Linked DNA regions of Mus musculus: all the other regions are linked to region 1. The links are chromatin loops, found by intact Hi-C in ENCODE. Cell type or tissue: left cerebral cortex. All regions are shown on one strand.

Evidence for each region. Hi-C counts contacts between places; a loop is a spot of excess contacts. Peaks named below come from ENCODE experiments on the same cell type or tissue, not always from the same donor. Only the 100,000 strongest peaks of a DNase experiment are listed, where the experiment ranks them.
Region 2: it touches region 1 in a loop (4-fold over the local background); 4 of 42 quality-filtered maps call a loop at or near these places.
Region 3: it touches region 1 in a loop (2.3-fold over the local background); 3 of 42 quality-filtered maps call a loop at or near these places.
Region 4: it touches region 1 in a loop (5-fold over the local background); 5 of 42 quality-filtered maps call a loop at or near these places.
Region 5: it touches region 1 in a loop (4-fold over the local background); 3 of 42 quality-filtered maps call a loop at or near these places.
Region 6: a loop joins it to region 1, with 6 times the contacts of the local background. A loop is called at or near these places in 2 of 42 quality-filtered maps.

Annotation. Positions count from the first base shown.
Region 1 is chr2:55,433,495-55,437,494 of GRCm38, forward strand. It overlaps Kcnj3 (potassium inwardly-rectifying channel, subfamily J, member 3), which reads left to right and starts at 2,476. Exons shown (of 5, transcript NM_001355118.1): 1 at 2,476-3,016; 2 at 3,287-3,338; 3 at 3,652-4,000. The coding sequence starts at 3,707. In left cerebral cortex, no CTCF peak of the experiment used is centred here; DNase peaks (open chromatin) are centred at 2,368, 2,942, 3,424 and 3,675; H3K4me3 peaks cover 2,144 bases; H3K27ac peaks cover 2,204 bases.
Region 2 is chr2:55,088,749-55,092,748 of GRCm38, forward strand. All of the region lies in intron 11 of Galnt13 (polypeptide N-acetylgalactosaminyltransferase 13), which reads left to right. Among named protein-coding and RNA genes, the nearest start is that of Kcnj3, 350 kb to the right of the region's middle. In left cerebral cortex, a CTCF peak has its summit at 1,745 (motif pointing right); DNase peaks (open chromatin) are centred at 1,770 and 2,852.
Region 3 is chr2:55,529,699-55,533,698 of GRCm38, forward strand. All of the region lies in intron 4 of Kcnj3 (potassium inwardly-rectifying channel, subfamily J, member 3), which reads left to right. Among named protein-coding and RNA genes, the nearest start is that of Kcnj3, 96 kb to the left of the region's middle. In left cerebral cortex, no CTCF peak of the experiment used is centred here; DNase peaks (open chromatin) are centred at 2,181, 2,777 and 3,207; H3K27ac peaks cover 1,021 bases.
Region 4 is chr2:55,097,082-55,101,081 of GRCm38, forward strand. Galnt13 (polypeptide N-acetylgalactosaminyltransferase 13) reads left to right here. Exons shown (of 13, transcript NM_173030.2): 12 at 1,482-1,616. Among named protein-coding and RNA genes, the nearest start is that of Kcnj3, 340 kb to the right of the region's middle. In left cerebral cortex, a CTCF peak has its summit at 2,226 (motif pointing right); no DNase peak of the experiment used is centred here.
Region 5 is chr2:55,691,040-55,695,039 of GRCm38, forward strand. No RefSeq gene overlaps it. Among named protein-coding and RNA genes, the nearest start is that of Kcnj3, 260 kb to the left of the region's middle. In left cerebral cortex, no CTCF peak of the experiment used is centred here; DNase peaks (open chromatin) are centred at 2,382 and 2,609; H3K27ac peaks cover 2,055 bases.
Region 6 is chr2:55,918,350-55,922,349 of GRCm38, forward strand. No RefSeq gene overlaps it. Among named protein-coding and RNA genes, the nearest start is that of Kcnj3, 480 kb to the left of the region's middle. In left cerebral cortex, a CTCF peak has its summit at 2,193 (motif pointing left); a DNase peak (open chromatin) is centred at 2,141.

The DNA of each region.
Region 1 (4,000 bases):
TAAACCTGTGCGATTTTTTGAGTTTATTTATAGGAAAAGAAGTATATCATGGATGACTATTTGACATCACAGCATGTGAAGCAAATTCAAGATTTTTCAGTTGAACGATATTTTGACTTAATAATTGTTACTACTAGAGTGACACTTTGCCTGTACTACATGCAGTACAAATGGCAGAAGTAAAAAAGCTTCATGCTATTTCAGAAATGGTTGAAAACTCTGCTCTACTCCCAGGCAAAAATTCATAAAACAATTGTCAAAAGATTCATTAACTCAGATAAAAACTTAAAGTCAATCATTCTGAAACAATGCAATTAAATCAATTTGAGTTTAGTACTCACCAAGGAATGGTGGTAGGAAGATATGAAAATACTTTGTTTTTTGTTATTAAACCATCATGATTCTATAAGAGCCTCACTATTTATACATGGATGGCCTGGAGCTTGCCTCAAACTCACAGAGATCTGATTGCCTCTGTCTACTGGATGATGGGATTAAAAATCATACTCCACCATGTTTGGCTGACTAGGGTCCTAAAGAAAGGTTAGTCATGTCCTTTTAAATAAAGTACAGGTATTATTTCAAACATATTGGGTAAAGATCCAAAAGACTGATAGAACATAAATTCTTAATGTAACAAGAAATATTCTCTTTTAAGCATCAATGTTCTTTCGTATTCTTTCAAGTAAGGGATGCCAGTTAGTGCAGGTTACATTCTGAGTATAGATTTAGTGAATTGTTGGGGAGCTGCTAACGGTTTAGACTGACATATGTAATAATCCAAGAAATATGGTTTGCCAAGCATGAGACCAGTACAATTCTAGGAAGGAGAGACAAAGAAAGGCAAAAAGGACAGGACTTTCACCCTTGTAGAGCCTGTTTTATCAGATTGCCAACAGAGGGAGAAGAACATTGACAGAAAGAAAACAGCATCAAGAAAACTTGCTCATGAGCAAGGAACCTGACTGATGAGACAAAGAGGGTCTGAGATACTAAGGAAGGCTTTTCTATGGAGAACACACTTAAACAGGGAGGCAATAAGACCCATGGGAAGGACAAGAATATTACAGGGTGAGAAAGAAGACCCTGGAGTAGCCCAGGGATCAGCTTAGGTCTGCAAGTGTTTTAGCAATCGAAACAGCAGCCTGCCAAGGACAGAGTGGAGGAGAAACAGAAATAAGATAAGGAGTTGTGGTAGGTCACATCATGGCAACGACTTAAATAACTCACTCATGGTCTCCTCTTTGCACTGCTAAAACTTGGCAGCCCAGTATATCCTTTGGAGGAGAAATGATTAAATAGTAAAATAAATAATAAAAATAGCATTACTTTTCTTTTATTCCTTTGTTTCTCTATCATCACCGGGAAAATATAAAACTCTCATTTTCATTTATTTATTTTTTTGGAGGGGGAAATTCAGGCTCCACGGTTTTTCTCTTGCTCAAGGTCACCCAGCTTGTAAATGATATAGCTGTATTCAAAAGGGCCTTAGGATTCCAGGGCCAGAGAGTCCCTGTTTTGTCTAACCTCCAGAGAATACATTGCTGTCCTCTTTGCAGAGACCCCATAGGAGAAGCTGTAATTGGAGCTAAACGTTTTGCAAGTCCTCTGCTTTTGAGTGCATGAATGTTTGTCTTAGGGCAGAGGAGCAGTGAGTGTCTACCAGGGAGAAATGGTCTAGTGATTGTGTGCTTTTTTTGTTTCCAGTTCTTATAGTCAACCTTTGTTTTTATAGCAAGAGTTGATGACTTACTACCAACTTTGCATATCTGGACTGTATGGAACATGGCATAAGACTCCATGACATTTTAAAACGAGCATGAAATGTGGTAAATAAGCTGGCATTTACTCAAGGGCTCTATATCAGCTGTTTTTGCACTTTGCCCCCTCCATTAAGTTAACTGCCAGGCTGGGGCCATTAAAATGTGGCACTTTTCCCTCAATTATTGCCACACACTAACTGTAGTTATTCTAAGCCCCCCTCATAGAATCATTTTCAGAAAGGGTTTGGTGTTTCCGTTCAGTGTAGCCTTTCTTGATTGTCAGGTCCCTCTGGTTTGGTAATTTTGGGTTCTGAATATGCCTATCTGAAAGTCGAATCTCTGTTGATGATGCATTCCCAAATCCTAGTATTCTATTCGCTTAAAAGAAAGTCCTAGAAATAGAGACATATTGTACTCCCCGCAGAAAGCAGCATTTGTTGCTTTCTGGGGGCTTTCTGATTGATGCGGGATGGGAGGGGGGAAGAGTTGGCTGCCTTTTGGGAGCAGATTTAAAGCTGCTTCTCATTGGAGGGGCTCACATTCTCTAAGCTGCCAGACACTGCAGGCTCAACCCAGGCGCGGAGGTGCAATTCAGGCTGGTTGAGCAGCGGGGGAAGGCAAGGACAGGCGGGGCTAGTGTGGTTCTGCAGCTGATCACACGCACCAGCACACACACACCTCATTCTGGTTGCCTCCGCTTGAGCCTTGCATCCTCCATCCATCCGGGACAAGCAAAGGGCGGACATGGAATAGGAGATCGAAGGAAGGAAGACTCAAATGTTTCTATTGAGAGGCATGGGAAAAGCTGGAGCAAAAGCCGGTGTTTAACCTGAAAGTCTGACCTCCGTTCAGCAGTCGCACTGTCGCCTGGAAAGAGGGCATCGCACGCTAAGGAACCCGGGAGTCAGGCGTCCGAGTCAGTCTCTGCTTGGAGCATCAGGGGTTTCTGGCAGAGGCTGTGTAGTGTCCCCAGGGAGGCACGGAGCCTGACACACCTGCATTGGTTCTCATCTTGGAACACCAAGAAAAGTAGAAAGGGGTCAGGCACCCTAAGCGCAGGGTGCTTGGCCAGACTGCCTGTGCTGCTTGCAGAGCCTCCGCCTGTTCTCTGTCACTGGGTGAGTGCCCAGGCTTCCAGAGCTCCCTGGAGCGCAGGGGTAGCTTGACGTCCGCTCACCCCCTCCGGAGAGTCCACCCAAAGGCCCAGGTGGAGCGCGTGAAAACTCGGCCGCCGGCGCACCTCAGGAGTACAGGTCTCTAGAGTCCCGGGAGGGGGATTCTGAACCAGCAGAGAGTGGGTAGGGGGCGTTGCACCGCTGCCCAGGAGACATGCCTCTGGGCGGGATTTTGGCTAAAAGATAGGAGGCGGGAGTGACAAGGGACCTAGGGACACTCCTGGGGGGCGGGTGATTAGGGTGCAGCTGGGAGGGGGGAGGGTCTGGACCAGGCAGGTGGAGCAGTTTAGAAGCTTGGGGAGTTAGCAGGTGGGGTGGGACTTGTTTGTCAAACTCATTAATTTTCAGCAACCAGTTCATGGGTGCTGCAGGACAGTCGAGGGTGGGGTGCCGTGGAAAGGTAAGAGGTGGCCCGGGATGGTGATGGTGGGGGGAAAAAGAGAAGCCTCAAAGAGCTCAGAGGCAAATTTTCACTTGGGTTCTTGCCCCTTGCATTCCCCTTGCCTTGAGTGTGGGAGAACACTTCTGTTTTAGCCCTGCTCCTGGAAAGAAAGCCTCTGTCCCAGGGGAGGAGAGGCATCCGGACGGGGCAAAGACTGCTGCTACCTGCAGGGTGCTCCCCACCCCCACCCCCAACCCAGGCGCCTGCTTTCGTCCCCTCCCCTCCTGCTTTCATCCCCTGCCCCCACCTCCTTATTGGTGCTGGTTTGCAGCGCTTGGCTCCTGCGCCTCCGCTTCGTGTTTGAATCTGGCTCGCCCCTCCGTATTATGTCTGCACTCCGAAGGAAATTTGGGGACGATTACCAGGTAGTGACCACTTCGTCGAGCGGTTCGGGCTTACAGCCTCAGGGGCCAGGACAGGGCCCGCAGCAGCAGCTGGTGCCCAAGAAGAAACGGCAGCGGTTCGTGGACAAGAACGGCCGGTGCAATGTGCAGCATGGTAACCTGGGCAGCGAGACCAGTCGCTACCTTTCGGACCTCTTCACTACCCTGGTGGATCTCAAGTGGCGTTGGAACCTCTTTATCTTCATCCTCACCTACACCGTGGCCTGGCTCTTCATG
Region 2 (4,000 bases), 340 kb before region 1:
GCTCCTTCTTCAGTTGCCAGAAAGTACCAACTGGGAAAACAGTCTTGGTACTGTCATTGGGAGAGTAAGATTTTACACAAGAATTTCTAGTGGAAATTTTAAGGTAGGATGCAACCAAATAGAATTTTGCCTGGATTTACCATAGATGATTTCTAGTATTCAGGTATTTGATATTATAGCTTGCATAGGTGAATTCTATTATCCTAACTTGAATACAGCTCCCAAATATAAGGCATCTATATTCCTTGTTTCAGAAAAAGAAACCAAGGCTTTTCTTTCACTGTATCTATAGCTCTGGAAAGTAATGTACTCAAAGCTCCATGAGTGTTTAGCTTTCCAAAGACCTCGATTTCCCTCTTTGCCAATAACAGAGAGTACATAAATGATGTCAGCCTGTGGTAAGTAGAAAATAATCTGTCTAGTAAAGCATGTTCACAAAGACCCAATGAAAAAACATAAGGGGATGTCGGTGTCCCTTCTCTTTCACAAAATGAAGTGGGAATGATCCTGCACATAGCCTACTGGGGAGAACAAATAAGACAATTTGCTGGACATACAAAAAGAAACATCATGTTATATAAAGTACATTAGGAGGAGCAATAGTTACAATTTCACAAGTGATGTTGAAAATAAGATGAGGTCATTGCATTAATGCACACACCAACATCCTGCTTTTGTATGTGCACAAACACATATGTATATGCAGGCGTGGGTATATGTGTATGTGCATTTGTGTGAGCATGCACACTCATCCTTCTGGATGCTAGGCATCAGTCATGGACAAAATTATTTCCTTTGAAAAGTCATCCATCTTGATTTTTAAAACAGGGTCTCTTCTCAGGGATCTGGGCTTCTCCAATTAAGGAAACCTAATTGGTTAGTCAGCCCTGTGATCTGTCTGTCTCCTCCTCTTCTGCAATGGCACTACAAGTGTACATCACCACTCTTGGCTTTGTATGAACCTCACTTTCCATGCTGATACACCAAGCACCTTACAGATAGAGCCTGTATTCTATCACCAAACTTGTTTTTAGTGATAGAATTTTAGAATAATAAAGTTGTAATACATTGCAGGTGTTCTCTAAGTATGTAAGGCCCCCTTAAGGATCATAGTTGGGAGCCAAATATGTTATAGTCTCCTCTACACAAAAAACTTGGCTGACTGTCTATACTTGAAACTTGAATTAGAGATTAGAAAAAATTATCACCTGAGGAAATCTCTACTGAACAGTTTCACTGAGGAGCTCCAAACCATTTTGCTTATTTCAAAATAGTCAAAAATACAGAGAAAGGCGTCAAAATTACAGAGAAAGGTAGAGAGAAACATAGACAAATAAAATGTTTTAAGAAATAAATTTTAACTTGCTAAAAGCCTACATTTTATTGGTAAACAATCTTTAGTTTTTATTTTTCTGTATTTTTTCTGACAAATGTGAGTGTTTTATATTTATTACAACAGGAAGATAAGGGTGGTGTTATTGTAGTATAATTTTGTAGTATTTGTGTATCTTTTAATCTAGAGAGTGAAGCAATGGACATGATATATGGACAACCCTCAGGCTTTGACATTTTATAGTAAATATAATTACAAAGAATGTAACAAAAATAATTTATGAAATAGAACCTAAAGAAAAGGAAGTTGCAACTTGTGTAGTAAAGCTAATTCCTATGTACCATATCTGATATTCCTCTAAAAATAAAAATTAAAAAATAATAACAAAAAACCTTTGTGACAGTACAAAGCCAGCAGATGGCGCCCAGCTCCTGAGCAGTTTGCTGAAGACACGCAGGATATAACAAATTTCTAGCCTTTGCAGCTTGTGCTGTTAGAACCAAGCTTCTCTTCAGCTGCTTAGGCTAAAGATTTAAGAGAAAAGTGAAAAAGACCACACACACAAACACACACAAACACACACACACACACGTGTATATATATATATAGTATATGGACTTGTAATATTTTTATAATAAGTATTTTTATCTAGAGTGCTAAACACACACAAATGTATATTATATGTGTGTGCTTAATTGAATACATACACACACACACACACACACACACACACACATATATTCATGAATTTCTGGTGATACAGTTGTGTAGAGGTCACCCTTGATCTTATTATTACCACTTACCTGTGTTCTGTAAGGAAATTCTACCAAACTAGTTACTGTTAACAAGTTGGAGTTTTCATTTACACCGTGTTTTGCAGTTAGTGTGCTCTGGGGTGATTGGGCATTTGTTTGCATCACCCAAAGGAGTTAACAGAAGAATGACATATTTATAAAACACACACACACACACACACACACACAAACACAAACACACACACAGACACACACACACACACAGACACACACACACACAGACACACACACACATACATATATATCAAGGATTTTAAAGAAGTTATTTAAAAAATATGGTGCCATTTTGTTTGTTTAAGGAAATTACTTCAGGTACAGGAGTTCTTCTAACATCAAGAAAATATCTTAATGTCAAGTAATGTACCTAGTCATAGTAAAAAACCAAACCACCTTTAGCAGATGAATCTAACTCTTTTGGGTGATGCAAACAAATGCCCAAAATCCCCAGACCACACTAATTGCAAACCACAGTGTGACTAAAAAAAAAAATCCAGCTTGTTAACACCAACTAGTTTTGTAGGATTTTCAAATAGAACACAGGGATAATAATAAGATCAAGTGTGACCTCTAAACAACTGTATCACCAGAGAATCCCACTTCATCATGGGTGGTGATTTTCCAGAAGACTCATCGTGGAGTACCACTTTCAACCCTTCAGTTCTTATATACTGTAGCATCTCTGAGATTACAGACAGCTGGGAGAGGATGTAACAGCTGGAATCCTAGACAAGAATCTTTAGACCATTTCTAGCATGAGTAATAGCTGCATTGTTAGTGACACATCCCTGCTTATTACCGTATTGTTCTGTTCCCGTTGCCATGGCTGCAGAAACCAAGTGTGGCATGGCATCCATTTATGCCCACAGGGAAACAGTCAATAAAGCAGTCACTCCAGGCTGTGCATAGTCTCCCAAGGCTCCTTTTGTCTATGTGTCAGTATCTTCTAAAGACACACGCCATTTTGGATTAAGCCCCCCCCCCAACACTGATATGACCTTATCTTAACCATCAACTACAGGTTTAATCACATGTCTAAAAGCTATTACATCTAAAAAAAAAACATAATATGAAGGACACATGTTGTTTTAGAGGATCAATTCAGTACCTATCTTGATACACAAGAATGTGGATGAAACTCTATGATCTTCTATAAAGGTGGAAGTTGCTCTCCCCATAGAGAAAGAACTGATGATTGACAAGATTTGTAGGTGTAGACACCATGCAGCACCAAGAGATTACACCATCGTGAAAGACTTGGCTATATTCTTCATAAACAAGGCAATGAAGACTACATAGGATAACACTCAGAGTCTTGCTGGGTGCTTCTGGAACTTGACAAGTGACCTGACTCACAGCTGACGATGTTGATCTGTGCCAACTGAAATGAAGGGACTGGACTGTTCTGCCTGTGGTCATCATTTCTCAGAGCTTCTTGGGCCTTAAAATATTAATTGGCTCCCTTGTTACTATGGGAAGATATGATTCATAATGGGAAACTCTAAAAAACCACAAATGATACCTGCACTTTGATTCTATCATACTGGAAAAGATAAAGGAGTTACAATCAGAAAGTCCGAGTAAGAACATTGACTGTCTGGCATGAGAATTGAGAGTAGGCAGAAACAATGATTTTCAGGGGTTTTCAGGGTAATTTAAACTTCAGCTGTGAAACCTAAAGCAAATTAAATTTTAAAATGAGGATAAAATTTGATACCACATCACATTCAGAGTTTTGTCTAAAATTACTAAACAACACATTCTAAACTTTAGGTTGTCAAACCATAATCAATAAACTATTTTGATTATTACTATTATTTTACTACTCATGGTATGGTTTTCCCTTGGGAGTACA
Region 3 (4,000 bases), 96 kb after region 1:
TTATAATGATAAAATAAAAACAAACAAGCCTACTGATAATAGTCAGTGGCTTTACTATCTATAATAGATAATAGAAAGGCAGGGCAACTGATCCGATGCCACCTTAATAACCATTTTCATCATTGCTTATTATTGTATCTCTTCTTCACTATGGATAAACAGGAGGGTGTCAGACTCACTTTTAACATCTCTTTCAGTATGTACTAAAAATGATTTAGATGGCTGAAACATTATCCTAGAATGCCCATTTTCCCTCACAGCTCACACAGTAGTGTATTATCAGAAGACACTTTTAAGTTTAGCATATCATGCTCTAAAAAGGAAATTACAAGGCATGCAGAATAACAGACAGGAAGGAGGGCTAGTGGCACTTGAGCACAGCCGTGATTTATTAATTATATTGCTGAATGGGCTTTGATTAACCCAACTTTCTAGCTACACGCCTGACTTACTTGGTGACTTCTAGAATCAATGATCATGGCAGTGAAAGATGGGGATGAGGGAGCCCTTGTTGGTTGACTGTATTAGTGGTCTCACATTTGTCCATAAAGTTTTGTTATAGGTTTGTTATTTGAAGATGCTTGCTTAAGAGAGAGAGAGAGAGAGAGAGAGAGAGAGAGAGAGAGAGAGAGAGAGAGAGAGAGAGAGAGATGCCCAGGTTTGTAAAGTCTAGGTTACCATAAGACACAAGACTATCTTATTGTTTGTTTTTATTTGTCAAGATAGAATTTAGATATGTAACTTCGAGGCCCACCTGGTCATTGACATCCTCCTACCTCAGGCTTCCTAAGTGCTGGGATTAAAAGTGTCCAATATTAAGCCAAATCAGTGTTGTTTTATGGTTAACACTATTTTGTTATTATCATTAGCTTCCAATTAGATGATACCATGTTTAAATATCCATAAGCCTTCAATGACATGCCCACCTGGCTTAGCCCCTTTGATAAGAAGGCTAGTGAGGGTACCTCAACCAAAAACGGGCATTACCTGTTGTAGAAATCAAAAGATACTTCAAGAGACGACCAGTATTTCATAAGACTTTGATTCCACCTTTACAGTCTTCATACACTACTACAAGTTCTGTACCTAGAATCTGTTTCGTAAGTATAGGAGATCACTATGGAGAGGAGGGAAGATAGGTTAAAAAAAAGTCCACCTCATTGCTGACTAGTGACTTCTGTTACTCCTGCCTGAGTTACAGTGGTAACTAGTTACTAATAGTTAAGAGCATTTAAATAGTTACAATTAAAGCCTTATTAACTTAAAACACAGGGAAACCCTTCATTAATTAATTTCTAAAAAGCAACTGAGAAGCTAAAAAATATGTCCAAAATTCATTCCTGGTAAGAGTGAGTAGGCAGATCTGCAGTTGCTTTTTCAATCAATGCTTTAGAATTAAATATATGGATGACTTTATAAAAACTTTCTTTCTGTTGCCTTATCGCTCTAGCTAAGACTTCAGGTACTCTATTAAACAGGGACAGAGAAAGTGGACAATCTTATCTTCTTCCTGATTTCAGTATAATTGCTTCACATTTCTCCCCATTTAAGTTGATACTAAGCTATAAGCTTGCTATAAACTACCTTTATTATGTTGATGAATGTTGTTTATATTCCTCAGACTTTTATCATGAAAGTGTGTTTAATTTTGTCATGACTTTTTCTACATTTAATGAGATAATTTCTACAGGTTTTTAAAACTGCATATTTATGATGCTTTGAATTTCCTCAGTATCTGTTGCCACACCCCTGTTTTCATTTCTTCTTCTTCTTTTTGTTGTTTTGTTTTAATTGAGTGTACATTTTTCTCACATACAATACATTCTGACCACACATTTTGTACATCCGTTCCTCTCAACCCTGCCCTGCCCAACTACTTTTGCCCCAGATCACTCTATCTTTGATTACTGTCACAAAAGAGCCATCCTCAAGAGACAACAAACAAATAAAAAAAAAACCTGAGATACAATAAGACAAACAAAGGCCTCATATTGAAGCCGGACAAGACAACCCATAGTGAGTGACATGAGAGGCAGGGGGAAGAATTCCAAGAGCAGCCAAAAGAATCAGAGACATACCAGTGTTATAAATCCCACAAAACCATGAAGCTAATAGCCATAATGTACTCGTAGAACCTTGCAGGTCCCATGTCTGCTGCCTCAGTCCTTGTTAATCCATATGAGCAATTCTTAGTTGATTTGGTGAGTCATGCTCTCTGGTGTCTCCCATTCTGTGACTCCTACAATCTTTTCTTCCCTTCTTCCTTGGTGTTCTCTGATTTCCGAGGGGAGAGAAATAATAAAGACCACCAATTTAGATCCCCTTTCTAGATATTTTTTGGCTCTGCTTCTCTGTACTGGTGGCCAGAAGAAGCGTCTCTGATAAAGACTGGACAAAGCACTGATCTATGAGTACTGTAAAATATCATTAAGAATTACTTCATTGAATTGTGATGGTGGAGAACAGTAGTGATTTTTTTTTCCTAGCTTGTCTCTGAACTATTCAGTCTCCAGTTTCCGGTTAATGGGTGAATTTTTTATTCACTGTTGGAGGTTGTTGTGTAGCTTATTCTGCACACTGCTTGCAAACTATCCCATTAAAGCTCTATCAGATTTATTAAATTACTGTCATTGAAGAATTTAAATCCAGGAGAGTATGCTAAACCTGTCTGAGCTGTTTGAACTAACTCTGCATGTTGTAGCTATATGGTTGGGACATATTCTCAAACTTCACATCATGATGACCACATATCCAGGATGTTAGTCAATGTGGACTTGTGCAGGAGGTGGTAAATCATAGGGAAAGATTGCATGGCTGTGAAGAGCAAAGAAAAGGGTAATTGGAAAACATTCTGGGATGTCCATGGCCAAATCTCTTTGACCATGTCTCATCTTGTATTAAATAAAGGGTAGAGGGCTTCATGTAGCACCCATAACTACACAGCAGAGACTAAAAATCCTGTATCACTAATCAATAGGAACAATTCAACTTTTAACATAGTCAGAGGTACTGATTCAAGCAGAATGTATCCCAACACTAGCTGTTTAATCAGCAGAATGTTCAGGAAAACCTGGCAAGTGCACCAGAAAATAGAATCCCTGAATTCATTGAAGAAAGCCACCATAGAAATCTTATGACGGGTTGAGTTTTAGATCAGGTCTGACATTGCATTAGTCAGCAAGCAAATAAGAGTGCCTGTCCTCATGTGGCCTTTTGGGAGGCGAGGAACAAGCAGGAGTGGGTGGTTGGTCTTTTAACTGCTGTCATATTTCTAGTTCTGAGAGCATGCCTTCCTAATCTTGGATACGTACAAAGCAATTTTCAGATGTTCTGAGAGGAAGTTACCCCAGTCTCTCCCTGCTCCTGTTTCTTTCCTCTAGTGTGTTGAAATGGCAAGGTCTTGCCTATTCCTTTATCTATTTCAGATCAAGCATCTATAAAACAGGCATTTCTAAACAGGTACAGAATCAATGACACAGGTCTGATCGTCCTCTTAGCCTAAGTGCAAAGGCGTGCTCACTCCTTCTTGAGATTCTCTCTTGGTACCATATACGTGCTGTGCATATTGAAGCCAGACAAGCTGTGCATATATGTGCTGTGCATATACGTGCTGTGCACATGCTACTTCATTGGTGCCTAGCCCTCAGGAGTTTCTCTGAATAATTTTCTCCTGGCAGAATGAACACACATATGTTGATGTTTCTGCCTTCTAACCGTGAGGTTCTGGATTTTCTTTCAGACTCTGTGAACCTGTTAACTATAATACCAAAAATACCCTCTCCCATTTCCCTGTGGCCCCCTCCTCTTTTTCTCTGGCTATATTTGTTTAGAAAAATCCATTTTTTTAAAAAATCAAGATTCATGGAGAAGAGAGATGTGGCAATAGGAAAAGGCTGTGGCAACAGAAAAGTGCTGTGATTGTTTATTTTTCTCTGTCTCAGTTAATTGTGTTTAAAATGAATAAGTAGAATAACTTAACAATATTCACTTAGTCTTCTGT
Region 4 (4,000 bases), 340 kb before region 1:
AGACTTCAAGGTCCATTGCAGAGTAACTCTATTGATTGAAATCTCTATCAGCCTCCTTCATGGTACCCTCCAGAACTATGAAAGCTAACCAACAGGAAGGAAACTTTTAGCTGTGTTCTAGATTAATTTCTCTGTTTTGCAATCAAACTATGGATTGTCTTCAGCAAAAGAATCTTATCATCAAATTCTGATGGGCAACAAAGAGCAACAACAATGCCCTGTATTGTTGTGGAGGCCGCTTTGGCTTCTCTGATGGGCAACTCATGGGACGGTAGCCTATGCCTCACATTGGCCTTTTAAAATATCACATGGTTTCAGGCAGAAACATTATCCACCCATACAATTCAATTTGTTTTATTCTAATTTTGAAAATTAACCTACAAGTTAATGGGTGTCTGGGATTTCCATATGTCCTTCATTTTGTTCAAGCTTTCCCAACTCTCTCATCTCCCCAATTTAAAATAATGCCAATTTATTGTAAATGTAATAATTGCTTGATTGTTTGTGAGTACTATAACTTGAGTTTAGACCCCATACATGTTAGTCAAATGCTCTTCCATTAATTACATCCTCTAACTCTACAGTATTTTAAAGACTAAATGTTCAGCCTCTAGTTTACAGCTCCAAATTGTTTTGGTTCATACAAAATTCATTTCATTGCCTCAGAATTCTTTAGAAAACCAAAACCTCTAAATTGACCTCTCTAATTATACTCCACCTGACATCTAAATTTAAAAAAAAAATCTACAGAATTGTGGAGTGTGCTGATCATAGACAAAAGAAGAAAACTAAGTTTACAGTTATTCCCATAATACACCTCATGAAACATTAATAGTTAATTTTTATATGATGTTTATTGCCACCAACACAAAATTATAAAATTCATAGTTTCAGTTTGAATTTCCAGTGAACCAACAATCTGCATTGGAATTTCCTGGGTATTTTGAAAAGAATTGTTTTATCTAGATTAGCCAAAATCATAGATGAAGGAGAATTATAGTCTATGTAAGGGTACGGTTTTTGGGACCTTGAAAAGACAATTATCCTACAGTTATATGTCTGCTGAAAACATAAGTAAAATTCACAAGATGTCCTTAAACTTCTAAATAAATGATCATTCAGATGTAGAGAGTTGGTGATAAGGGGAAAGGACAGTTCTCAGGGGCCCTCATCTGTCTGCAGACTTCCATATGAACATACGCGTGCTTCATAAACCTGTGTCCATAGGAAAACAAGGCCAGCACATGAACGTTTACTGATGTTTGTTAAATCAAAGCTTCACTCCAGTCTTCCCTGGGAGATGATGTTCTTGTATTTGTTTGTTAAACAAAATGTCAACAAGATGATGCAGCTTTGGCAAGACCATCAGAGAGGATTTGAAACCACATGGCTAGGATACAGACGTTTCCAGAGACACCTCTGCTAAAGAGTGTGTTTTCTCAACCAGATATAATTTTATTAGCTCAATTTCTATTTCTCAGGTGTTTTCTTATACTGCTGACAAAGAAATCCGAACTGACGACTTGTGCCTGGATGTATCCAGACTCAGTGGCCCTGTAATCATGCTAAAATGCCACCACATGAGAGGAAATCAGCTGTGGGAATATGACGCTGAGGTAGGATATTTTCTATGACTTATTCCTCCCTGAATACGTACGCTCAGTTATTTCCTCTAAAAAATAAAGCCAAAGCTTAAATGTATTTTTTGCACAACTATATGTAGATAGCATTAGACTGGTATATCATATAAAAAGTTAGATTTTTGTCAAACTAGTCTATTGTTATGAAAATAATTTTATATGGTTAATTTTTTGATCTTCCTTTATATTTCCAATGTAAAATATGCAAATTATGCTTCCATGATATGTATGTATAGATATCTACAAAGAGGAAAATATTGAAATATGTTTGTATTTTTAAATCTTGCAATTATGGTATCTGGTATTTATGATTCTCAATCTAACATTTAAAAGACCCAATAAGACTAACAGGAGGATACTTTCAGAAAGAATATTAGAAGGGATCTATTTCTATTTAATATAGTGAATGATTGGTAGAGTTGAATTCACTAATTAGGGATATGCATACATATATACATATATGTCTGAGCAATCCCTTCTCAGCATATCATACCCTTATGATGGAGAGCAAGGTAACAAAACAATACAACATAGCACTGAAAATTTAGTTAGACTATGTGCAAATATTAGTTCAGCCATCAGATGGAGCTGATAAAAAAGAAATATGTTCTCTACTGAAGGACAAGCCTCAGAAATGCCTTAATTTCTTTTCATTCTCTCGCTTAAGCAAGATGAATTGGTCATTGTGTCACATCTTAGACATCATTAAATGGCAACTGATACAATCACAAGAAAAGCTATACTTTATCCTTGTGAGATAAAAAAATATCATAGAGGTAAAGACACTCTACAATGCAGCTACTAACAAAAGCCCAACATTAGTTTAAAGAAATATTAGGTCTCCATATCTCTAATACTGTTGTTTTAACAAGTCCTTGTAAAAACACATTTTGTGTACAATTTAATCTCCAATATTTTGTGGACTCATATTGAATAAAAAAATCAATTCTTACAGAATTAAATGTATGTGCAGGGCTAACAGGGGGACTAAATTTTGCACTCTGTCAGGCTCTGAGGGCACCAGATATTTTTCTGTGACATAAAGGCAAGCATCTTGAAACCACCAGTGTTGTGTTAACATTGTATCTCTGCTGACATCTTTCCTTATCTGGCCTCCATTGTGTTTTCCTGAACTATGGTCTGTTATTACCACCCTTTGTGTTAAGTCTCCTGAAGACCATCTCCCTATTAAATACAAGCATGGAACCTGGACGTCAAATAAAAATTCCCTCTTCTATGAAGAAAAGAACAGAAAAAAACATAAGTACTGTGAAAAGTATCTTTTTTAAAAATGAATGGTTGTATTGTTGTTACTCAATTTATTTCCAATCCATAAAAATTTATTTCGTTTTTCTTAAAAGCAAGGAGATACATGCATATTAAGAAGGAAGGATTATGTATTTTGTAAGGTTGTTTTCAGTATAACACTTCAATCTTTAAAGTTTTCTGACGTTTGGTAAACAGTCGCTTTGAGATTCACAATAGAGATTTCTTTGTCGTGATAACATTGTTGATTATATTTATTTCTTATTTTTTCTTTCAGTTACATTTATATTGAATACTAAGCAATCATTAATGAAAAACGAAAATGCATAATTTTACAACTAAGCAAATGTTTGCATACTTCTTACCTTGTATTATATTTCCTCTCTGATATTCCATAAGACTATAAACTTTGAGACATGTTATGCCTTTGAGGTCCTCCTAAAATGCTGACAACGTGCCATTCCCTTTAAGAATTTTATTGAAAACATGTAATCTCAAATCCAAACTGGGTGTCATCACTTCATTTACTCTTGTGTTTATGCATTAGAAACTCCACTTACAACATGACACCATTGCCTGTTTTAAAACACACACACACACACACATACACACACACACACACACACACACACAAGCAAGAAATACCCAATATATGTCATACTAGAGAGATGCTTCAGCAGGTAAAAATGTTTAATGTACAAGTCTGGCCTCTGGATCTCAAATGCTAGAATCCATAAAAAGTTGTTAGGAGACAACTGACTCCACAAAACTTCCCTCAGACTTCTACACATCTGTTATGGTGCACATGACCCTACATAGTTTACATGAACACATACATGTGTCTGAGAGAGTTCACAACTCTCTCTTTCTCTCTCTCCCCTCTCTCTTTGTGCCTCCCTCTCTTCTTTCCTCCCCCTTTCTTCTTTTCTCCCTCCCTCCCTCCTCATCCTCTTCACATGATAGTGAATAAAAGTAGTAAAAATAAATATGTATGTTAATGCAGGGAAATCATGTGAGAATGGTAAAATAGTATATTACCACGCTCTGCCCTTTAAAAGTTAATTTTGAAATTTGATTACGTTTTGAGGTAACTA
Region 5 (4,000 bases), 260 kb after region 1:
ATAAGAAAGAATGAATAACATGTTGAATAGGTAATATTGGGGTTATCTGGGAGTAGTTGGAGGAAGGGCAATAATATGATCAAAGTATAGTGTAAAAAATTATCAAAAATATAAATGAAAAATATTTTTAAATATCTAATCTTATAAGCCATAATAAAGACAGTAAGAATTTAGTGATTCCAATAATGATCAGACAGTCCTTGGTTCTTATTATTATTTAACACTTCTACATGTAGTAAAACTGAAGGCATGAAGACATTCATAATTAATTGAGCCAATTACCCAAAAGCTGAGGTTGCAACTTCTTCAAATCTGCTTATCATTACAAACCTCAGTATGTTAAGGAATAGTAGAGAGACATAAAAATCAATGGCAGGAATAGGATATATTTAGGTAACATTTGTAACTATAGCATAGCAGGGCAAGGACTTTATAATCATGGTATATAGTCTTAAGAATAAAAATAGGAAACACAGAAGATTCTAATTATCTAGTATAGGAAAACCCTGGTCCTATGGTTGAAGTTTGACATTACCTGAAAGCTCTTAGAGCATGGTGAAAAATGGCAGACTCACTCTGTCAGCAAGGCTTACTGTTTTCTAGCTGAGGGATCCAGACTCCATTCTGCCTCCTGTGGAATATTGTGCAGCCCTTAAGAAATTCCAGGTCTAACTCCTTTTCTCTGTAAAAGAAACCTGAGATTCCTGGAATACTACCCCATGCTAAGGAGACATCTCAGTGTCTTAGCCTTCAGCAAGTGACCTTTTCTCACCCTGGATATCCCTACCTTCTTTTCCCAAACTGTAAAACCTTGACTCACCCTGAATAAAGTGGGTCTATCTCTCTGATGCTTATGCAGGAATGTTGTCATGTCAGTCCTTACTAATGGGGCTTCCATAATCTGATCTGTCCTGCTGCTCCATTTGCCACAGGGGACCAATATGGACTGACGATCCCCAGGGCACAGAGGGAAATATATAGTGTTTTACCATAATTCCTAATGAGAAGGCTTTCAAAAGAGATGGCGGTTAGCTACAAAATTTTACCATAGGAAAGAAATGCAGTAAAAATAGTTCTTAGATTAGCAAATTCTCAACAGGCAGAGCTACATCAAAGCATGTGTGTTTAAAACGTGGCTCTGCATGCTGTCCGTTTTTCTCTTTTTAATAGAGATAACAGTAATACTAGTATTACCTTCAACGATCACTGCATGTTTGCACTAGTATCTTCAAAGTGTTAATATAACTTGGTCTTATTGACACACATTGATTTACTGCTCATAATAAGTGAATAAACATTAAGTTCTTACTAAAGAAGAAACTAAGGACATGTGTAAAACTTTAGTAACTACTCTAGAGACCACACCCTTTTAATGTAGCAATTGGCTTTAAAATATATTCAGAACCACTAAAATAATTTTACAGGTAGTATAAAAGGGTGAAGTTCTTTTTAATCAACTAGGAGGGTTATTTTTTCAATTCTATTGTATGTGAGGGTCAGAATTAGAGTAGACTTTTAAATTTTCCTTTCGTTTTTATGTCTAATGGTGTGTGAATGTTTGTGTGTGTGTGTGTGTGTGTCTGTGTGTGTGTGTGTGTGTGTGTGTGTGTGTGTGTGTGAGCTCATGTGTGTCATTAGGGTACAACTTTCCAGATTGTGTTTTCTGCTTCAATTATGTGAGTCTTCAACTGACTTGGATAATCATGCTTGGCAGAAAACACCTTTACCTGGTCACACACATGCACGCGCACGCACACACACACACACACACACACACACACACACACACACACAGATCAAGGATTCTTAAACTTGGAAAAATTGAAAAACTGAGAAATACATTCTTCCTCATTTATCCTTGAACCATCCTTTATTTGATCTTTTAATTTTAAGAATTTTATTTTTAATTTAACACATTTATCTCAACATCTGGTACTTAAAATGTTTTTTTTTTTCTAAACTTTTCTCTAAAGATTGTTTAGTAGTAGTTAATGACTTCCTGCCTCTGAGCTTGTTTGTGTTTCTGTCATTCTTAGATAATGTCAAAAGTTAAGTCATTGTTCTGTATCCTGTTCAAAACCTCTCATGTAATAGAACTGAGAGATACAGACTTTTTAGGGTTTTTTTTCCTATTAAAACATTATTTGCTTTCATGCTCATTAGTTTCTGCACCATATTGCAAATTTCTGAAGCAAATTTTCTCATAATATTCTCTATTTTCTTTTATGGTTTCACATTATGATCTGCATCATTTAAACTGAGCATAAATAAAGCAACTGTTCTGAACAGAGCAGACAAAGGAAGCAGTTGCTTAGCAACAGAAATCACAGAACAGATCCTGAACTCCTACTCAGATGGAAGCTTCCTACCCCCGCTCAGTGGTGAAAACATTTTGAGTATCCATCTTCTCTGAGCATGCCCCTCATACTGGGAGAAAAGCCAGATTTAGATCCTGATATTAAGAGGAGTTAGAAATTAATAAGCTTCAGGAGGGTCTACATCACATCTTTATGAGTCATAAATTACTGCATTGATGATGAACAACTTATGTGCCTGACATGGTTATGCTTTTGTCTTAGAGCTGAGTAACTATGTACCTGAGACTAATTCTGAGTGCACTCGGTGTAGCCATATGGGTTGGGGTGCAGATTAAAATGCATCAGAAGCTGTGAACAAATCCAAAGCAAGCAGTGGGACATCCTAGAGACCACAGCAGCTTGATTCTCCATACTGGGAATTATGTTGCTATAGTGGTAGGGACAGTATGAAGGTTTTTGAATCAATGCAAATCACAACTAATATAGATTTTAAACTCAAAGGTATAGATATAACTATAAATAATGCCAGATAGACTTTCTTCTTATGTCTTGTGGGCATTATATCGAATTTCTTTCAAGGTACATCATTAAAAAACACATATATCTTAAATAACTATTTTGAAATTTTAATCTATCTTTTAAGTATGTACATAATTGAGGTTATCATACTTTCTTATTCTCATAAGATTTTTTAAACTCATTTTTTGCAAGACTTCCTGCATTTCAAGTATTTACTTAATAGTATTTGGTTATTTCTACTTAACAGGTCAAGCCTTACTATTATTGCAAATCAATGGGAAAACTCATGCATATATTCTGAGAAGACAGGATAGATCAGTTATAAGATCATTCTAAGTAAGGACACTAAATATAACTCAAGCCAAGTGCCACCATTATTGGAATCTCATAGAAATCAAATCATCACAGAAGCAGCATAAGTTAGTGTATGTGGAGAACATGAAAAACCACAATGAAAGGAGAAATGAATTAAGCATGTTCATGGAGTTGAAAAAAGGGTCAGAGGAGGTATGAAAGTACTGCTGAAAAAAGCACCATAAATCAACCTAGGTACCTACATGATTGTGTTTGGTGAGAATTGTCTGTACAGATCAGAAGAAGTTAATGAATTTATAGCTGAAATAAATTCTGGATCTGAGAGGCATTGCTTTCTAGGCATTGGTATTAAGTTAATTAAATGGATAACTAACTAATCTCAGTCATTGTCCATGAGGGTAATTGTTTTAGTGGAGGTGAACTCGTAAATGGCTCTAATAAAGTATGAAAAGTACAAGAATAGAGATGTTCACAAGATATATCACACAGGAAATGGAAGTGAAAGCTAATTAATTAGAAGAGAGTTTTGATATGGGTATGCTTGGCTACCATGTGACATTTCTGTTGCATGGACTTAGAAACCGATTTTGATAAGGAGCACTCACTCCTCTTTGGAGATTGCATGGTAACCAAATCCAGAATTAAAGCCTGACACCTCTGTTTACATCCAATATCTGTAATTTGGGGGTTTTTTAGAGTCAGAGTTCTACATTGCAAACAGATATGTTAATCATCCAAACAGTGTCTGCCTAATTAATCTCATCACCTATCAAGGTAAATTTAACCAACACTGCATAAAATATTCTTACAGACATCATTTGTATATGCTTCAATTCTTTCCCTATTTA
Region 6 (4,000 bases), 480 kb after region 1:
CACTCACTCACTCACCCTCTCAGAAAGACTGTTGATCTAAAGTAAAGAAAATAAACAATACTATACCTCTTGTATAAAACAGTGATATTTATTTTCCTTGAGATAAGGTCTTGTGACCCAGGTTGGTCAGAATGTAGTGACTTCTGATCATTCTATCTGGTGCTTAAACAATAAAAATAGTTTTTATCATGATTACTAAACACTTGAAGAATTGGGCTGGACAAATGATTCCACAGCTAAGAGTGATTCTCTTGTATAGAGCAGGCACAGGTCCTGTTCACAGCACCCAAGGCAAGTAGCTGAAAATTAACTGTAACTCCATTGTTAGGGTTTGATGCATACCTATATCTGGAATTCACATACAGACAATTACACATACATGCATAATAATAATAATAATAATAATAATAATAATAATAATAAAATAATCTAAACAAGAAAAGCTAAAAAAATGCATTTCTAATATATTCTTGTCTCCTGATGAAAGTTTGTAAATGGATACATACATCAATCAATCTTTTAAAAATATCTTATATCCCTGTGGTATCATTACATTATTGTTATTAACATCAGTAATAGCAAGCTAGCACTTTATGACAATCCAATGTGTAGACAGTGTTCTAATTTAATTGTCTTGTACACATTTTAATATTTACTTTCCTAGTCATGACATAAATAGTCCTCCTGAAATGCTGCTGGACGTGTAGAGGTAGCACAAAGTACACACAGACACACATATAAATCATAACATAAACAAAATATCAAAATTTAATGAGTGCATTGTCTGCATTTATGATAAACTGCTTTTATTGTCATGTTTCCCATAATAAATTCATACCATACAATATAGAAAAAGTTAGAACTAAATTGTGATTTAATTAAATGTTATAATTGCCTAAATTTATACATATAAGCAAAAATGTAAAATTAAGAATATCGAACAAGAGGTTTAATGATATAAATTACTATTTAGATTATACAAGGATAATCGTAATTTGTTCAAGGAATTCTATATTCATAATCATGTACTTTATCCAAGCAGTACTTCAAATGATGGTACAATTTATGTACATTGAAATGTATAATTAAGGTATTAAATCATAAAATATTAAAGCAGTAGGCTGAACATTTTAAGCTATTTGGACATCAAATGGATATATGAATGTGCTAAACCAGTGGGAAAGATTAGGAGGTACAAATAAAGGCAAGTGCTAGTTCTGGTAGACATTCTCTGAACTGACCAGGAAGAGCATGAGCAGCAACAGACAGTAAGAACCAAAGGATTCCTTGCCATTTAATACCCCTAATTTGTGCTGGAACTCAACAGCGTTAAAATAGTTTTTAATAGAAGTGCTGATACACAGGAAGGCATACTGAACTAGGACCCTCTGCCAAAACACATGACTGACTTCCATTTATTTGAAATTACAAACTGAACCACTTTACTGATTTTAACATGTGCTAATAAATCCCTAGATTTCATTGCCTTCATAAGCTGTTAAAGTTGTTAGACACTTTGACAGTTTTCTCAAACAGAAGAGTAAACAAATGAAACTATGCATAATTTATGCATAGCCATGTTCCTACTATGTTCAAACATATATTTGTTTTTCTTTTTTTATGAAGAACTAAAATTATTGACAACAATTTCAAGTATCTCAAAATCTCCACCAAATTCTAACTATGCAAAACATCCTCAGACATATTCCATATATTTCTAGTTTTCTGAATAACAAGACAAAAATAAACAAATGACAAAATCTGGAGAATGAAAAGTGACGAATCACAGAGCACAGGGGACCAGGCATTGCACACTCTCTCTCCTTTCACTCATGGCTTGAACTGAGAATGGATGTTGCTACTCTTCATTCACTGTATATCTTTCAATCCAAGGACAACATTCTACACAATATCCCGTTTTATGAGCTATTTGGCAGATAATGGCATATAATTTCAAAATTGTGTACTTATAATGAAACAAAGTTAAAGGATAAAAGAATTATTAACTTGCTATATACTATTACAGCAGTGTGTGTGTGTGTGTGTGTGTGTGTGTGTGTGTGTATGTTTACCAAAGACCTTTGCCTCTGTCTACACAGGATTGCCAATGCCATGTATGTAGTCATTGGAAAGTTCTCTCTTCCCTGTCTAGTAGATGCTTCTTGTATGCCCTCTACTGGCTTCAGAATAAACCTACAGGTTCCTCTTTATTTATTTTTTGTCAGTTGTAAGTACATGTAATATTTCTATTTGGAAGTACAACACTGGAAGAAATTATCATGAAAATGATAGTAGTTAATAAATTTATCTGCTACTTCGGAGAACCAATTCTATGTTAAAAATGTGTTAAAATCATGTTTATAAAAATAAAAATTCATACTGCTCCTTCTGAAGAAAAAAAGAGATTTTGCATCCTATGTTTGAGAATTCATAATTTAAAATCCACACTGAAGAATGGAAGTGTGAAAAAGTACATTACAGAGGCAAAGCTTCCTCAGGACAGGAAATGGCAGAGGCGCTGGACAGTTAAAGAAATCAAGTTTGGTCTGTGGTATAGACAGATTTTAATCCAGCAAAATGGCTGCTCTGGCTAGAACGTATATTATTAGTTCCTCTGGCTGGAATAGAGACACACTCTTAGCACATACCTTAAATTCCTGACAATGAGGTCTAATACAGGGCAGACAAAAGTCAGAGAAAGCTTTAACAAAATGAATCAGAGAAAGTGTATGCCCAACTCTAATGTGAACAAATAGGAAAGAGAGGATTTTGTTTTTTCTTTTGTTTTTTCTTTTTTGTTTGTTTTGTTTTGTTTTTTTGTTTGTTTGTTTCTTTTTCGAGACAGTGTTTCTCATTTTAGCCCTGGCTGTCCCAGAACTCACTCTGTAGTCCAGGCTGGCCTCAAACTCAGAAATCCTCCTACCTCTGCCTCCCAAGTGCTGGGATTAAAGGCGTGTGCCACCTCCGCCCGACTAAAAGAGAGAATTCTTAAAGGGCAATGAGGTAGAGTTGAATTCAGTGGTATTCAGGTCATTTCAGGTCATTACAGGTAATTTCAGAGCAGTAGAGTACGGTATAGCTCAGTTCAAAGCAAAGCAGTTGGGTTCAGACATGTTAGGATCATGGAGTTCAGAGTCAGTCTTACCAGCCAAAAGAAGCCAACTGGAGTCAGGTACCTTGGAGAGCAGTTTGTGCTAGAACAGGTAAGTTGAACCAGCCACTCAGAGTTCTGAAAGAGCTGGAAAGGGTTAATTCAACAGTATGTCTCAGAGGCTGAAGCATTCTAGGCCTAGTTTAGCAGACAAAAGCTGGAAGCTGAACCCTTCAAGGTCTGGCCTTGCAGAAGGCTAGATATTTCAAGGCCTAGGCCTAGGTCCTGGTTTCAGCCCAAGCCCTGTATTTTCATAGCTTGGGTATGACTCTTATGTCATCCCTTCCTCTGAGGAAAGAAAAGGGGCATTCACATTTATACTGTGGAAAAAGAGCAAAGATGGAATGAAACAGAACATGATTTTGCTTTTAAATTTTACATACATATCCAGGAAGAAAATCCAGAATTAGTGAATAATGTATAATAGAGTTTTAAAATCAGAACTTTATTTCAGTAATAAGGGGACACCGCCTACAGTAGGATAGTTCTTTGGCAGCCATAAGCAAAACAAAAGATAAACACTGGTTTGTAAGTCCCTAAAAGTAATTCAGTAAATAGCAGAAGTAGGAAACTGAGCTGGAACTTTTCCACAAGAGCTTTCCAAGTTGTAAAGCTAAGAAATCCATTATCATAGCATCCCTTTATGAGTTCTTTTAATCCTACAACTTGGAAGGCAGAGGCAGGCAGATTTCTGAGTTCGAGGCCAGCCTGGTCTACAGAATGAGTTCCAGGACAACCAGGGCTATACAGAGAAACCCTGTCTCAACAAACAAACAAAAAACAAACAAACAAACAAATAAAAAGAGTTCATTACTTTCAATAGGAAGAATGTATACATGAATATGGTTA